Regions from separate parts of the Mus musculus genome. Here region 2 is linked to region 1. A link is a loop called in an ENCODE intact Hi-C map of the cell type or tissue named here. Cell type or tissue: heart. All regions are shown on one strand.

Region 1 (8,000 bases):
CCACTCTGATACAGAACTTATTGTTTTAAGTTACAAATTGTATCCCGGCACTCCCGATTTACAATACTCCCTTGGGCACCATCTTAGCTGAAGAGTCGGTGCTTCCTAGCCTGGGTCTCTGTGGTCAACGTGATAACTCACCATCCCGTCATTAATTTGCTTTGCAGACTTCAGACAATCAAAAGTGCTGATTTTCTAAACAGCACCCTACCCTTTTCACACTTTTGATCACCATGGTGCCCATGTCTGAAACCTCATTTTATTCTTTCTAAAGACCCTGACCTGCAGATGTTCACCTCTGTGCATCCTTCAAGAAAATCTAAACTCGCCATCACTGGCCCATTAATTGGTCCTCCCTCCGACGCTTCTGTTAACCAGTGTTTTAATTGATTCACATACTCACCTTCAACCAAGCTAGCTGCACCTCCCTTCTCTGGAGGAAGTGCTTGCTGGTACAGAACTTCAAATGGTGCTGGACAGAGCAGGTGTTTCCTCGGTGGGAGCTGGATGTGTGGGGACAGAATGAGTGAACAGGGTGGGGACAGAATGCATGAACAGGACCTGTGATTCCTGGATGATCCTCCATCCCTTTTAGAGCAATGCTTCACCGACGTGGTCCATCACTTGCTCTCGTTCTTCTAATGTGTGGAGATCACTCTCATAATTGATCATTTCCCCCGGCAAGTAAGTGGTCCTCTAAAACTGGCACCAATGCTTTAGAATTCTGTTGAGCTCATGTAGTTCATTTTGAACTACTGTTCAAATTGAAATCTATATTTTCACTGGGGAAGGACTTAAAGTATTTAGCCTACTGTCAAGTCACATTGGTGTAGGGGCCAGACACACTCAAGCTCTTTTTTTTTTTCCCCCTGAGTGCAGCTTCTGTAAATGAGGCCCTCAGGGCTTCCACTGTACCTCAGGCTGAAACCCCATACTTACTCTGTTGACTGTACCTTCCCAATGGAAGGGTGATTTCACTGCAGGGGACACTCACAGTGGGATTGACATCATAATAGTTTCAACCAAAAATGATCCTGTTTCCCCTTTGTTCCTCCTCTCAAAATGTGTGTGTATGTATGTATGTGTGTATGCATATATGTGTGTGAGTATGTGTGTGAGTGTGTGTATGTGAGTGTGTGTGTGTCATCCACGCATGTGCACTTGCGTGTATGCCTTAGATGTATAGATAGATATCCACAGAGGCTAGAAGAAACCTACCTCCTGAAGCTGGAGTTGCATGTAGTTTGAACCTCCTGGTGGGATTGCTGGGAACCAAACTCTAGCCCTCTGGGAAAGCAGAAAGTGCTCTTAACCAGTGAACCGTGTCTCCAGCCCTCAAACTATTTTTTAAAACATCTTATCTACCCATACTGCCTGCAATGTTCATTTCTGGATTTTGGAGCAACAACCCTACTGGACTTAGTTGTGCCTCACCTAAGTTGTTCCTCTGAGGACTCTGTCCACATCCCTATTTACTATCCCCTCCCTCCTCCATCCCCTCCCCACCGGCATCATTTCTGTCCACCAAGCATGCTTTTGGGGTCAGAATGCTACAGAGCAGCTCCTGTAAGGCAGTGACTTGTGTCTGGAATAACTCATTCTCTTGTCTTCTGTATATGGTTACTTTGTTCTGTAATTAAATGTTTATTTTCCATCCTCTCCTAAACTTAGTGGAGCTGGTTTGTGTTGCCATCACACGTGCTGCTCTGAACTTCCCAAACACATTTCATTAGGCTGTGCTTCGGGTCTGATTAGGAGCAACGCTGTCTGTCTTCTCTGTCGGGAACTCGAGCTTACACAGTACCTTTCCTCTAGGAGCCCTGTCACCCTCGTGTCATTGATGGGTTTTGCAGTTAGTCAATACAAAGTCTAGTAATATACTTTCTTTCCTGTCACCAAGGATCATATACACACCCCCGCCATTGCTGTCCCGATTTAATGAGAGTGCTATAAATCTGTCCCCCGTGACTTTATTTAAAGCTCTCTTAAAATATACCACAATATTTTGTGTATTGTTTTGGTCTCTTGGTTAATGAATTCTGAGATTCCTTCTCATGCTATAAAAGCTTGCTTTATTTTCCTTCTACAGTGATATTCTTTCCGCCATGAACAGTAAGCCCTAGGTTTAGCATTTCATGAGCTGGTAAGAGCGTGTTTATGTTGCCAAGACTCCCCTTATCTTTCTGAGCCATCTTCTCTAAAGAGGTTTACTTCAGTTTTCTGGTTGATAAACCACCATTTTTATATAAGAAAACATTGTATTTAGCATGCATGGATTAAAATCCCTTGACATTTTTCTGAAAGTAAAATTTTGAAGAGGAAAACAAGATTTTAAAGAATAAAAGTACCATTGTCGTTAGATACACGCAGTGAAAGTGGTCTCTGAGTAAACTTGCTAAAGGAAAATCCTCTCCCCGCCTCCACTGTGCCCCACCTCCACGGTGCCCCGCCTCCACGGTGCTCCGCCTCCACGGTGCCCCGCCTCCACGGTGCCCCACCTCCACGGTGCCCCACCTCCACGGTGCCCCGCCTCCACTGTGCCCCACCTCCACGGTGCCCCGCCTCCACTGTGCTCCGCCAGCTTCACACAGCCTGGTCCTGGTCCCTGGTCCCTGCCAGAGCTCCAGCCCACTTCCTCTGTCTCTTCCCACTAAGGACTCTTGCATCCTTTCAGAATTTGCCAGATTTTCCTGCTCTTGGCATCTTCCTTGTGCCACACATGAAAATAATGTTGTCCTCTCTCAGCCATGCACTTCTACAACAGATGCTTATCTTTCATATCAGGTATCTTAAGACCCATGACCAACCGCCTGTATTTTAAGACCCATTATTCTGTGCATGGAAGTAAAGGCTGACGAGTATGCAGGATTTAATTTCTTAATGACCGTTTTTTTTTTTTTTTAATCTGACAAAAGCCCTATAAGTGCCAACACCATGACTATTTTATGTCTTTTTTTTAATAGGATAAAATATACAGGAAGTTAATTTAGTTTAGTTTCTAATGAATTGGAAAACATTACCCTCCTATACTTTCAAGGTCTTGGTTTTAAAAAGAACTTAAAGTTGGTTGCTATGGGGGCATAAAGGACAATCGTCACAGGATATCACCAAAGAAGATGGCTTTTCACAGCCTCCTTTCTCAGTGGGCCTGGAAAGTGTGTGTGTTTGGGGGAAGGGAGGGGAGGCTATGCATATTGTGCTACAAAACAGGAGCCCAGATCACCAGCCCCTAAGCTGCCAATACCCACATGTCACTGTAATGCAGAGCGCTGGTGAAGTGGGTGCCCATCAAAGCCGCCAGGGACACCTGGGTTCTACTCTGCTCTACATTATAGACTTTTGGCCAGAACAGCACCCTCTGTTCCATCAGTTTCACATATTCAAATGAACATGAAGGAAAGCAACCAATGTTCTCTGGTAAGACAACACCATCCCCACCCACCAACCTGGTAGGGATTATGCTAAGTGCTTCTTGCCTCTTTATGCTTTGAGAACCAGCTGAAGGACCCAAATACAGAGATCCTTCCCACCCCAGGCTACCATGAATACAAAATGGGACATATAAGGAACACAGAACACTGGTTGTCAGAATGCCACTGTTCAATTCCATTAGTGGATACAAGTTTAATAATTTTACTACAGCTGTGTGGTCAAGAGATATGTTTACTTATTTATTTCTACATGTGCCTTTAAAGTACTCATTTTTTGTCTCATTGTATACAAATGGTGAAGTCCTTCTTTTAAAATATATTTCTTTCTGTCATATACTAGGTTGAACTATATGAAAGCGCTAATATTTGGCTAGCTTTTAAATCCACAGAAACAGCAATTTCACATGGCTCAGAGCAAATTTAACTATTAAAAATTAAAATAATGGTTTTCTGTTCCCTGTTAAATCCCACACCTTAGGGAATGCTGAAGTTAGAGAGGCAAGAATTGATCATGTAAGGTGCCTCAGAGAAGGTGGGCCTTGATGTGAGTCAGAAAGGAGGGAGGCGTGGAGAAGTAGTGGGTACACACAAGGCAGCAAATGTGAATACCAGCAGCCTGAAGGGAAGCTGTAGGGCCATGGCGAGCACTCCTGTCCCCTTTGATAAAAATTCTCAAATTCTGTATTAATTTCTGAAAAGCATGCTTCCACAGCCTGTAAGCAGTTTCAAAACCTCTCTCATGGCAGCTGAAAAATTATTCTTGCACCGTTACTATTGCCTTGAGTGGGCGCTAGTATTTCTATTACAGAATATGTGGTTGTTACAGAATGGCCATCCTGGCAGTGGTTCTGTAGCCTGAGTCAGCAGGCGTGCATCCAACTTCATGAAGACAGCTGCCTGGGCTGTCAAGTCCCTATGAAGGGTCCAGTGCCAAGGTTAGCAGCTGATAGGCTGAGACTCCCTCCAGTGCCTTCTGGAAGCTGCCCGGACCATTCCTGTGGACATCTTCTTGTCTCTCTGGCCAAATCCTGCTTTACTAAGACTTCAGCCTCCGGCTCTTGTCCTTACCGGTTACCCCTAATGGGTAACCACCCAGCACATTCCTCAGAGCTGACTTATGAGAGTCTACCAAAGGTCATTTTCCCAGCTTGGGTTTGTAGAACTGCCGTGCCCCCATCAGGCCTGGCGTAGCCCAGCTGGAGGTGTGTTCCAACAGAGAACAGAGCGGCATCTGGCCAGTGGGCCATGGAACAACATGAACCATGGCTTTGGAATGAACGAAAGGGGAACAACTATTTTCTACTGTGTCGAAAACTCCGCTGACTGCTCCGAGGCAGGGAGCTGTGCCATGTAAGCTATAACTGAGGAAAGTGGGGGCAGGATTTCTTATCTCCTTCTATTTTTTTTTAAAAAGAATGCATAAGTACAGGTATGATTTTATTTACTTACTTTCCTTTTGAAAGATCTTATTTTTCTAGACCACTTCTAAGTTCTTAGTGATACTGAACAGAAGGTAGGGAAATGTCCCCTGCACTCCTGTACTCAGATAGGCACTGACACGCCTACCCCCACCCCGCACCATTACTAATACTCCCAGCAAAGTCGTACATTGCCTACAATTGACAAATCTACATGGCTGCATCATTCAAACTCCATAACGTGTTTGTTGTATGAGATTAATTATCTCTAATGGCAGAATAAAAGAATCATGACTAGTCCCTTGAATTAATGATACCCTTTTTAAAAAGTCAACAATAATAACCACACACACACATGAAAAAATAAAACAACAACAACAACAACACAGATCCTAAGCTAATCTCAGGGCTGAGTGAGATAGAGGCTAAAGTACTTACAAATCTTTTAAATGTCAGCATCATCTTATTTCTTCTGGATGCAGCAAGCTGTAACTTCTGGTGATTACATTTTCCTTCAAGATATAGAGAATTATATTTATTTAAGTGAATCGCCCGATATGTTTATATATTTGCATTTCTGAATTTAGTTTTTCCTTATTAATATATTGTAATCATGTAGGAATAGGAAGGGCAGACGATATGGAGCCTGACTCCTGAAGATGGTTAGCTACTCATGGGTCCCCAAATGAGGGGGCATATCATGCCATGGCAGAGCGAGGGGTGGGATGCACTCTATCATTCTCAGGAGAGGAACGCTAGGCAAGGACCCTTATTGTGCTTTCCCAGGAAAGAAGACAGGTGTAGGCTTGGCTAGGCCAGATAATTTAAACAGATTTAGGGGTGAGGAACCATCTGCAATTACCTGCCATGCCTCATCTAGCTCCGGCATAGTGGGGGCAGAACTGTGACCTAGCGCAGGAGAAACCCAGAGCCAAAAGCATTTGGGAGATGGTGGGATCCTGGTCTGTGGGTTCTCATCTGTAGAGTGGCTCCCAAGTGACCCTATGATGTCTGGAGAAACCGGCTACCCCCAGGAGAACTAGTTTCCTCCAGGGTCCTTAAGGCCACAGACATCATCATCATCAAAAGTACAGAAAGTAGAGATATAAGAAATGCAGTGTGCACGCATATATGCATATGCAGTCACAGTCATAATGACTATTCAGTGAATTTGAGTGTGTGGGAGAGGCAGGATTTATGTATATACTATTAGGCACTGTTTTGGCTTGTGGCAATTCAGCAGAAAGAAACATTTTTAAATGATTAAAAATAAGTCTATCCCTGTGGAAGGCTAATTTATCAAGGGAATCTCCATGTGATATAAATTCAGATCCCAAGAAATCTATAGAGAAAACTAAGGCTTATAGAAAGAAGCTAACCAGGGTTGCAGTTATAGTTAGAGGCCAGTGAAGGGCCAAGAACGAGGACTTGGGTGGGGTCAGCAGAACTGGGCTAAGGGGAGGGAGAGGGCTGGCATGCAGGGACCTCGGGGGCACCAAATGCAGCATCACCAAGCCAAGATCATGCCTGGCAGTCTCACAGGAGATTAACAGTCCCCGTGCTTCCTGAGAGGAAACAAGTCTCAGAGCCTGGGCTTGCAGAAGATACTGGCAGCCAGACACTGAAGGGCCTTGGAGACCAGGTAAACATGGTAGGAAGCTGCCTGGATATGTGACTGTAGTCCACACTGAAGCCATCTGAGCATGAGAGTTTAGCTCCAGCCTCAAAATGCAAATTAAGTCGCCATTGCTTCTGTCCTCTGTCTCCTGCTCTCAGCTATCAAACTATCTGATAGTCGTTTGAGATGCCTAGGTTTACAAATGGCAAAGTTTAAGATCTGCTTTCCCAGAGGTCTACATTTACAGGTTATTTTTATAGTTTCAAACAAATCAGACAAATAAAACCTCCCCCCTGCCACGCGAAAGGACAGCTTTGGGTCATGACTGGAGTCACATTCTGTACCACTGAGTGCTTTGGCGTCTATGGGGCATTTAAGTAAAATGGAAAACAATTTTAAAAACTGCCACACTTCTGGTAAATGTGGAGGGGGAGAAAAGCTGTAAACAATCAACAATTTGCTTTTATTTTCTATTAAACTGGAGCGGTTTCTGCACTGATACCGTTTACAGAATACAAAGTAAAATCCACCCACAGTCCACTTACTGTAAGAGCGCCCACAAAGAAAACCTCATTTCAAATCTAATTGTGGACATTGTTCCTTCATTAAAAATTCATAGGGTTTGTGAATGTGTCACATAAGTACAGGCATCTCCATTATTCCCCAGCTCCTTCCCCTTCCAGTTCTGATCAGAATTTCAAAACACTCGTGTCTAGAAAGGTGTTCTCTGAAGAGCAACCAAAGAAAAATAAACGAAGGAAGGAAACACATGACGAGTATAAAGAAAAGCACTCACCAAACAAATAGCCTGGAATCTCCTCTTCCTTCCACTTATACAGGGAAATCTACAGGGGCTCTGACTTATACAGGGAAATCTACAGGGGCTCCCGACCGTACCTTTCACCTTGAATCACACCACTGTATCTCAGCAACTCATATGTGTGCTGTTAGCAGTCATTGAAGAGGTTGTCTTGCCTTGTTGTGAGCCAGCAGAAGAGACTGAAGCAGTGTGCTGCTCTTCATTGCTTCTATGCCCGGACTCTTCTTTCCTCCACTCAAATGGAAAGACCAGAGTGCCAGGTCATGGGGTCGTGCTGTGCACGGTATTTGTTAGAAATGGACGAGACAGGTAGTGCGGTGCAGCCAGAGAGTTTGACAAGAATGGTCAAAAGTCGAGCCTCACTTGCTTATGCTTTGTATGTTTTTATACATTTGCACCAGGAATATTGTAATGTTGTTCTGTACCCTTAACAATGCTTCTTTCTTTTTTTTTTTTTTTTAGATTTATTTTTTATTAATATATGTAAGTACACTGTAGCTGTCTTCAGACACTCCAGAAGAGGGAGTCAGATCTTGTTGCGGATGGTTGTGAGCCACCATGTGGTTGCTGGGATTTGAACTCTGGACCTTCGGAAGAGCAGTCGGGTGCTCTTACCCACTGAGCCATCTCACCAGCCCCCAACAATGCTTCTTTCAATGGTAGGCTCCACATAGGATGCCGGCCCCATAAAAATATAACAGCGCTAATGTTTT
Region 2 (8,000 bases), 100 kb after region 1:
ATATGCTCCTGCTAAGACCTGAATTGATGTTGTGAAAATCTGAGTACTCCAAACTGAAGAATCAATCACCGTGCTGTGCTTTCAATTCTTCTAAATTTGAAGTTAGGCTGGCTGGCAGCATCCAGTCCTGTGTTGACCCCTCACGACCTCTCTCCCCCCTCATCCCCAATCACTATAAGATAGGTAGTGCTCAGTAAGTCCTCCCTTCCCCCTAAAGGTTCCCCCCTCCCCCCCTTTTCCTTTCTGGCCTAACTTTGGGCCCTTGCACAAGCCTATTGTGGCCTTCAAAGACTGCACAGATAATTTGTGTGGTCGTGCAGGCTGGATGAGGTACTGTGGGGCCTCTTGATTGAAGGTAACATATTCTCCCGCATGCCCCAGAGGATAAGTGGGAATAAAACAACATTGCAAAATTGCCTGGGTAATTGTGGCTTTGGTAGCGGCAGAGAAAAAAACCAGAGCGGCAGTGTTTGCTAGGGGAATGAGCAATAGGCTCCGAGTAAAGTTCTGAAATTTACTTTCCGGGCCCCTTCAAATATCATGGATGTTCTGTATTTACTCATACCCTGCCTCTTTGAAAAAGAATTTTTAAGAGTGCACATGCAATAGAGTTATAGAACATTGAAAACAAAAAGCAAGACAGACCCCCCCCCGACCCCCCCCCCAAGCCAAAGGGAGGAAGGCGTGGCCAGGATTTAGTGCTCGGTTAATGGTGCAACAGGAGCACTGTGAGGGTCCCTCTGGGAAAGTAACGTGGGGGGGGGGGGGAAGGGAGGTATATTTACCTCCACATCTGTGCTTAATGATTAAGTCTTTAAAAGGATACCTGCTTCCCATCCCCCAGAGACAAAAAGGTATCTTCTCTCCTGAGGCACAGTTGCTTAGCTTGTGGGAAATGTGTCCCCTGACTGGAGGTGACCTGGCTTTCCACTGCTTCTAGGTTACAGAATGCGATTAGGGTCGAGCACGGATAAAAAGGATTCCGGCCGCCTGCACGTGGATTTTGCTCAGGCCAGGGATGACTTCTATGAGTGGGAATGCAAGCAAAGGATGCGCGCCCGGGAGGAGCGGCATCGACGCAAACTGGAAGAGGACAGGCTGCGGCCTCCCTCGCCGCCGGCCATCATGCACTACTCGGAGCACGAAGCTGCCCTGCTGGCTGACAAACTGAAAGGTAAAGGGGGTGTGGGGGGGGGCGAGCTAGGATCTGCAGACCTCTGGGTTCCATCATCGGGCTAGGGACAGAGCCATTGCTTAGTCAGGCTCTCCTGTATGAAGGTCGGAAGGGCGGGGGTGGGGTGGGGGTGGGGGTGGGCCTCTGCAATGCCAGCAGCAGCCTGTGGTCCCCAGGAGGTGCTTAGTGAGTCAGGGCAGTGGCCTCACCGAGAAGTTGACCTTGTCTAGTGCTCTCTGAGTTCTGTGGACCATGTAGTTCTACCAGACACTGAAAGTGTTTCCAAGACATCTTACACACGATGTCTAGGGTTTGTAGAAGAGAAAAGAGAAATGTAGACAGGTCCCCTGTCCTAGAGGTGGAGTCGAAGGAACCTTCTCACACCTACAGATGAGTAACAATAGAAAAAGTAAGTCCTTAATTTTTGCCGGGGCCTTCCCTGGGTTGGAGAGTGAAGAAAATAAAGGATCCAAAGAAATAAGGATTAGACCTGCTGAACTTCAGTGATGACCAGGAAGGCAGGTTTTGAAATTAGTGTATGTATGGAGGCGAGGAGATGCACACATATATGCCTGTGTTGGGGTCTAGGGCTACTAGAGACCAAATGAATGAGCTGAATGATATCTGTTTTATATGACTATCTTATATGACTATTTTTATGACTGGCATTTTATAGGCAGTTGGTAGGAGGTGAACAGCACTCCTGAGGGTGCTGGCTACCAACAGTACTGTAGTGGGTCACAGTTTCTACAGGCAGGTGACTACAAGTAACTGAATGACTTTGAGCAAAGCTGATAGCCCTCCGTGTGGGAGCAAGGCATCCACAACATGCTTTGGGAATGCCAGCAAGTGTAACCTGAGCAAGGAAAGGGGTTGAGAATATCTTCAAAGAGCAGGCAGGATTTGAACTTGTTGGGATAAACAAGAGGTCTTTCTCCCAAGTTAGAAAGGTTCACAGAGGCAATCTAACCAGAGCCCGGAGCCCTAAGAACAAAGATGTACCAGAAACAAAGAGGATTTGGTTTGGGCACTGTGTTCCTAAAGCAAGGTGAAGCTGGAGAGTGTCTCAACCAGATGGTGAAGCCCCAAGGCTATTGCCTAGTTTGGCTGTGCCCTGTAAACAGTGAAGAGATGGCTTCATGGATTCCTGACGAAAGGAGAGATGTGATTGGTTCTTGGCAAGAGTGGGAGAATGGGGGTGTAAGAACCTACCTCATGTATTATTGGCAATGTCTTAATGGATGGGATGGTCTTACTGAAGAAAACCACCAATTTTAGGAAGATCAGAAAAAGCATTCTATGCTTGATCTAAAAGGCAAGTGATAGCCTCCTTAACCATCATCCCTGTCAGCTCTGAGGACTCCTAATTAGCCACGGTTGCCACTGAATTGCCTCTCCAGCCACTGAGTAGCACTGCCTGCTGGCTTTCTTGGTGCCTGCCCAGAAGGTCTATAATATAGTCAATAAATATACAGGCAGAGGCTACCCCTCCAATGAGAAAAAATATGCAATGTAAATTCAGCCTAGAAACTATTATGAGAGCCCAGAATGAGAAAGAATAAGACTTATAACCAGGAACACTCATTGGAATAAATCCTCTCTCTTTTGTGCCAATGTCAAGTGAATTTGGTGGCACCACCCTGTGGTCTCTGTGACCTGTTTTCCAGCCCAGATAGCTCAGTCACTAGAGCGCGAGACTCTTAGAATGGGTTCAGTCATGGCTCCACCTTAGTTCTGTACTGCATGGAGGAATTTCATGAAGGTCTGGCATCTAATGTTAGGTTATTTCTATGAAGCCAACATCAAAAGTGCCAACTCCATGTATAAGGTACATGGCATTTGCCTCTACTTTTGGAGGATAGCAGATTGGGATGTCAATTTGCTGGAGTAATTTGTGAGCCTTGCCATTTCAAAAATGTATATTTATATAGATGAGTATAATTTGCAGAATTCGGAAGCTGTGCCTTTGCCAAGTACTGTGTGATCCCTTGAGGAGAGAACAGATTGGAAATTTTAATAGATGGCTCTTACAGTAGAATGAACTCGCTGTAGATACGTCTTAGGCAAGAGTCAGGTAATACCGAGCTTGACAATTTCAACCCAAGCACGGAGTTTGGAATATAAACAGCATTTAATTGCTTAGGAAATGGGCTGCTTCCAAGAGGAGATCCACTCTCTGCTCCTTATAACACTGCAAAGCCTGGCAGGAGGAGCCAAGGAAACTTGTCTCCCTGAAGACGATTTCATTGATGTGGGGGATATAAAATTCAGTCAAGTCGGAAGCTATGGAAACCTGTGACAGAATGAATCTGAAAATACCTAATTGGATTTGATTTTTTTTTTTTACCCTCCTGTGAGAAACCTTGCCATCCTAGGTTTATTAGATATTTTTCTTCTATTTTACACCATATGTGTTTATTCTTGTAATTTTGTTTTGAAGATCATTCACATTCAGCAAAATCTGTATCAATCAAACCTTTCTTATGACCTGCAAGGCTTCCCACACAGTTGCACACAGTAGGTATTGGGCGCATTAATTCCTCTCTCTCTCTTCTCCAAGTATCTGAATCCATGGGCATATTGCATTTCTGGCCACTAGAGCTACCATGCATGGCTGGCAGCGAGGGAAGTGACTATGTTCAGCCTGCTGCCAATCCAGTAAGAAGTATTTGCTTAAGTGTTTTACAAATACCAGACCCTGGGTACTAGTGCTAGGTACTGGGGGAAGAGAAAACACCATGCCAGATCCTGCCTCGTAGAATCTAGGTAATTTCTTGGGTAATGAAAGAAATGACTAATCAGTCTGCTTTGGCTGCTTAGAACAGTGAACTGTGGTACGTCCTAACACTATCAGCAGCAGTGCGCACTACGGTGAGTGGCAACTACAGGATGTTTTCCCTTCAGAGACAGCCAGTGGTGCCGCAAGCATGAGAAAAGGGGGCGTCTCTGGTGAACACATCTCCCCACTGGCCGGCTGCCTGGCTTCCCAAAGCCAGAGGAAACAGTAGAGTTGAAACTGTGCAGTGGCTAAGGCAGAGAGAGTCGCCAGCCATTGGTTTCATTAATACAAATTCTAAAACAGAGAGTCAGTGGGCACCCTGCTGATTAAATAGACATTGTTGTGAGACAATTCAACTTAATGAAGACTGACTTGGAAGTGACTGCGCAGGGACCTGAAGTTTATGGCAGGGCTTTGGGAGAGCGAGAAGGAGCACAACAGCACCATAATTACACTTTATTGGAAACAGTGGCACCAGACAGATGAGATAATGAATTCTAGTGTTTCTAACACAGACCAAGCAGCCTTGAAGGGGGCTGGGGGCTGGGCCACACAAGGAAGAGATTGATTTGGCCATGAGGAAGCACTATATCTTCATCCACTGGAGATTTCGTTGGGCGAGAACATTTTAAAAGTTTTTTCAGTACTTTCTCCCACTTGGAAAGATTCACACAATGTTTCACTAGGAAGGACTCTGTCTTCGAATCACGTGAACTTGCTGCGACCAAGTTCTCTAACCCATGCCCTTGGGAATCTCCTCATCTGTCACTGGGAACTGAGCCTCCCTGGAATTGTGCTCATAGTTTTCAAAGGACTAGGCTCCCATTTGCATAGAGTATGCCTGGCGTCCGTCAGTAGGTGTGGAAGTGTGGCTGGCATCTGGAGATGTGTCTCAATATTTATAGTTCTATGAAAGTAAAAATCAATAATGCTATGGGCCAACTGGACATTCCATTAGCTAACAGCCAGACCTCCTTCTTCAGGCAAGGAAAATATGAAGCACAGGGAGCCTCCTGAGAAGCACTTTTTAGGGGGGTGTTATTGACCTTTGTGGAAGCAAGAGAGGCCATTTCATTTAGAAACATTTTCCTTGGCCCTGCAGGGGAAATAACCAGTACACTTTTGTATTGCCCCCTTAATTTGCACATTTTAGGAACACTGAGTAATTGAGGAGAGTGTGTTGGGGCAGAAGGGGAACATTAACCACTTGTGTAGCCTTTATATACTGTTCTGGTTAACTGGCACACAGACAGTTAAGCAGCCAAAAAAAAAAAAAAAACCAAAAAAACCCCCAGACTTTTGTAGGCCAAATTCTCCTTTGAACCAGTTTTAACATCTTACCGCTTCTTCATTAATTAACGAGTTAAATGACATCATTGGAACATGCCCAGTTTATGTTTGCAAGATGGTCCTGAGTTCTCTGCCACAGATTTTTTTTATTAGATATTTTCTTTATATACATTTCAAATGCTATCCCAAAAGTTTCCTATACCCTCCCCCCGCTCTGCTCCCCTACCCACCCACTCCTGCTTCTTGGCCCTGGCATTCCCCTGTATTGGGGCATATAAAGTTTGCAATACCAAGGGGCCTCTCTTCCCAGTGGTGGCCGACTAGGCCATCTTCTGCTACATATGCAGCTAGAGATACAAGCTGTGGGGGGTACTGGTTAGTTCATATTGTTGTTCCACCTATAGGGTTGCAGACCCCTTCAGCTCCTTGGGTGCTTTCTCTAGCTTCTCCATTGGGGGCCCTGTGTTCCATCTTATAGATGACTGTGAGCATCCACTTCTGTATTTGCCAGGCACTGGCACAGCCTCATATGAGACAGCTATAACAGGGTCCCTTCAGCAAAATCTTTCTGTCTGCCACAGATTCTTAACCCCAGAAATATGCCTTTTTGGAGGCACGGAGGACACTATCATCACACTCAAAACTCCCAACCTGCAGAAGGTCAGGGCACTTGGTAAATTTTTAACCAGACTGGTATGTGGATAATGTGTAGCAGGTGCTTACCAAACATGAAGAAGAGGTCGCACAAAGTCGGAAATAACCAGATGTAAAACAATAGATATTGGGGGGTGGTGGCGAGAGGTCGGGAAGGGGGGCACCAGACTCCTTTTTTCCTTGCCCCTGTGCACTAAGGGAAGATTTATCCCTGGATTTAGGAACAACAGGCAGATCAAAGCCAGGCTGTGGGCTTGGGATAAGAAACTCAGGTGGGCTTTGTGCCTTTATTTATGTCTGGGTCTATGAAAGAGTAGTATGAGAGCTTCCATGATTGAACAGAAAGAAAAAAATTCAAAAGATATTCCACAACACTTTTTTTTTCCCTCTAAGAAATAATCAATACTGATTTCTAACTATGATAGTAGCTGGAAATTCTTCATGTAATTTACTTTACGAAGATTTAAATTTCTACTGAACAAAAATCTCTTGCATTGTTACAGAGAAGTATTTGCGCTGTTCATTTCCACAATTTATGTTCTCTCTTCAGAGCTGTAAAATAGTCTAGCCAAAGATAAACCAAAGTACACAGCCCAGTGAAGGCGAAAGTGGGGGTTGTGGTTGGCTGCTCCATGCCCAGTATCCCAGTGAGAGGATCTGCATTGATCTCTCTGCCTGTTTCCAGGTCTTAGGTAACTTTTCTCTTTCCTGTTCCAAGTGACAATTATTCTTTTATTGAAAATGGGGATTTAGAGACAGACACTTGCAAAGCTCATAAAAACCACATCAAATCCTTTCAAAATTCACTTAAATTTTAGTTACTACTTTCCATTTCAGGTTCGTGCTATCTCCTAACTTAGCTTAGCATCTTAACCACGTTACCCGGCTTCCCAGGATCGATCAGTCCTTGCTGTGTGTCTGGGACTTCCAATTGTGCGTAAGGGTTGAAGCACAGTCACCGATGGGGGATTCTGAGAAAAGCTGAGTCTTTTTTTAAAAGCTTGTTTTTTACAAGCTCTCAAGGATGCTTTGGCTTGCAGACTTCGAATAGCAGGTTGTCCTGTTGGCAATTTTAATGTCAACTACGTAACAGGTGTTCACCCAAACATGAAGAAGAGGTCTCACAAAGTCAGAAAATAACCAGATGTAGAACAAGATAGCATAGATTCAGCTGGAGTCACTGAGAGACAAAAGATAGGAATTATAATTACTTACTTAGCCCTCCAAACCTAACAAATTGGTATTGCCTCCCCCAAATTACACATGCTTTCAAAAACATTTTTTAACCAACTGAGAATCCAGTGAGATATTTGGCTGTCACGAGTACTTTCCGGTTCTCCTAGAGTGTCTGACATCAATTGTAATTCTCTCCTCTCCTCTCCTCTCCTCTCCTCTCCTCTCCTCTCCTCTCCTCCCCTCCCCTCCCCTCCCCTCCCCTCCCCTCCCCTCCCCTCTCTTCTCTTTCTCTTCCTTCCTTTCTTGTTATTTTTTAAAGGCTCATTTATTTTATGTATGAGTGCTCTATCTGCATATATAACTGCATCCCAGAAGAGAGCATCGGATCCCATTATATATAGATGGTTGTGGGCCACCATGTGGTTGCTGGGAATTGAACTCAGGACCTCTGAAAGCACAGCCAGCACCCTTAACCACTGAGCCACCTTTCTAGTCCCACTCTTGACTTTTATCCCCAGTGCTCATGACCCCAGAGGCCTATTTCTCTGTCATGAGAGCATTTACCTCTGGTGGACAATAACATATGTATAAATCCTCTTGAACACAAAATTAAACGTCCTCCATGTCAACATCCCACCTTCCAGTCATTTATTTGTGCCCTGACCAGCATTAGTCACTACACATCTTTGAGAAAGATAAAATATGGACCAGAGGGTGGCAGTGTATTTGTGAAGTAATGGTGAGTGGTAATGGGAAGAAGGCCATCACTGCCCAGGATGACTGTACCAGTGGAGTTCATAGGGAACGTTAGAAACACAGCAAGGATGTGTACTCGTCACACCCTGGAGGCAGGGAGATCTCCTTTACGAAGATGACATAAGCTGACCCTTGAAGGAGGAGTAACAGCTGGCCATGGGATGGAGAATC

The links. A loop is a pair of places that touch in the nucleus more often than their neighbours do. Peaks named below come from ENCODE experiments on the same cell type or tissue, not always from the same donor. Only the 100,000 strongest peaks of a DNase experiment are listed, where the experiment ranks them.
Region 2: it touches region 1 in a loop (1.9-fold over the local background); 2 of 42 quality-filtered maps call a loop at or near these places.

The regions. Positions count from the first base shown.
Region 1 is chr14:77,480,719-77,488,718 of GRCm38, forward strand. The region is part of intron 5 of Enox1 (ecto-NOX disulfide-thiol exchanger 1); the gene reads left to right. Gm6994 (predicted gene 6994) reads right to left here. Exons shown (of 6, transcript NR_033141.1): 4 at 5,288-5,361; 5 at 404-503. Among named protein-coding and RNA genes, the nearest start is that of Gm6994, 22 kb to the right of the region's middle. In heart, a CTCF peak has its summit at 4,617 (motif pointing left); DNase peaks (open chromatin) are centred at 4,373 and 4,553.
Region 2 is chr14:77,581,456-77,589,455 of GRCm38, forward strand. Enox1 (ecto-NOX disulfide-thiol exchanger 1) reads left to right here. Exons shown (of 19, transcript NM_172813.3): 10 at 941-1,174. Among named protein-coding and RNA genes, the nearest start is that of Gm52115, 11 kb to the right of the region's middle. In heart, no CTCF peak of the experiment used is centred here; DNase peaks (open chromatin) are centred at 4,146 and 4,766; H3K27ac peaks cover 1,661 bases.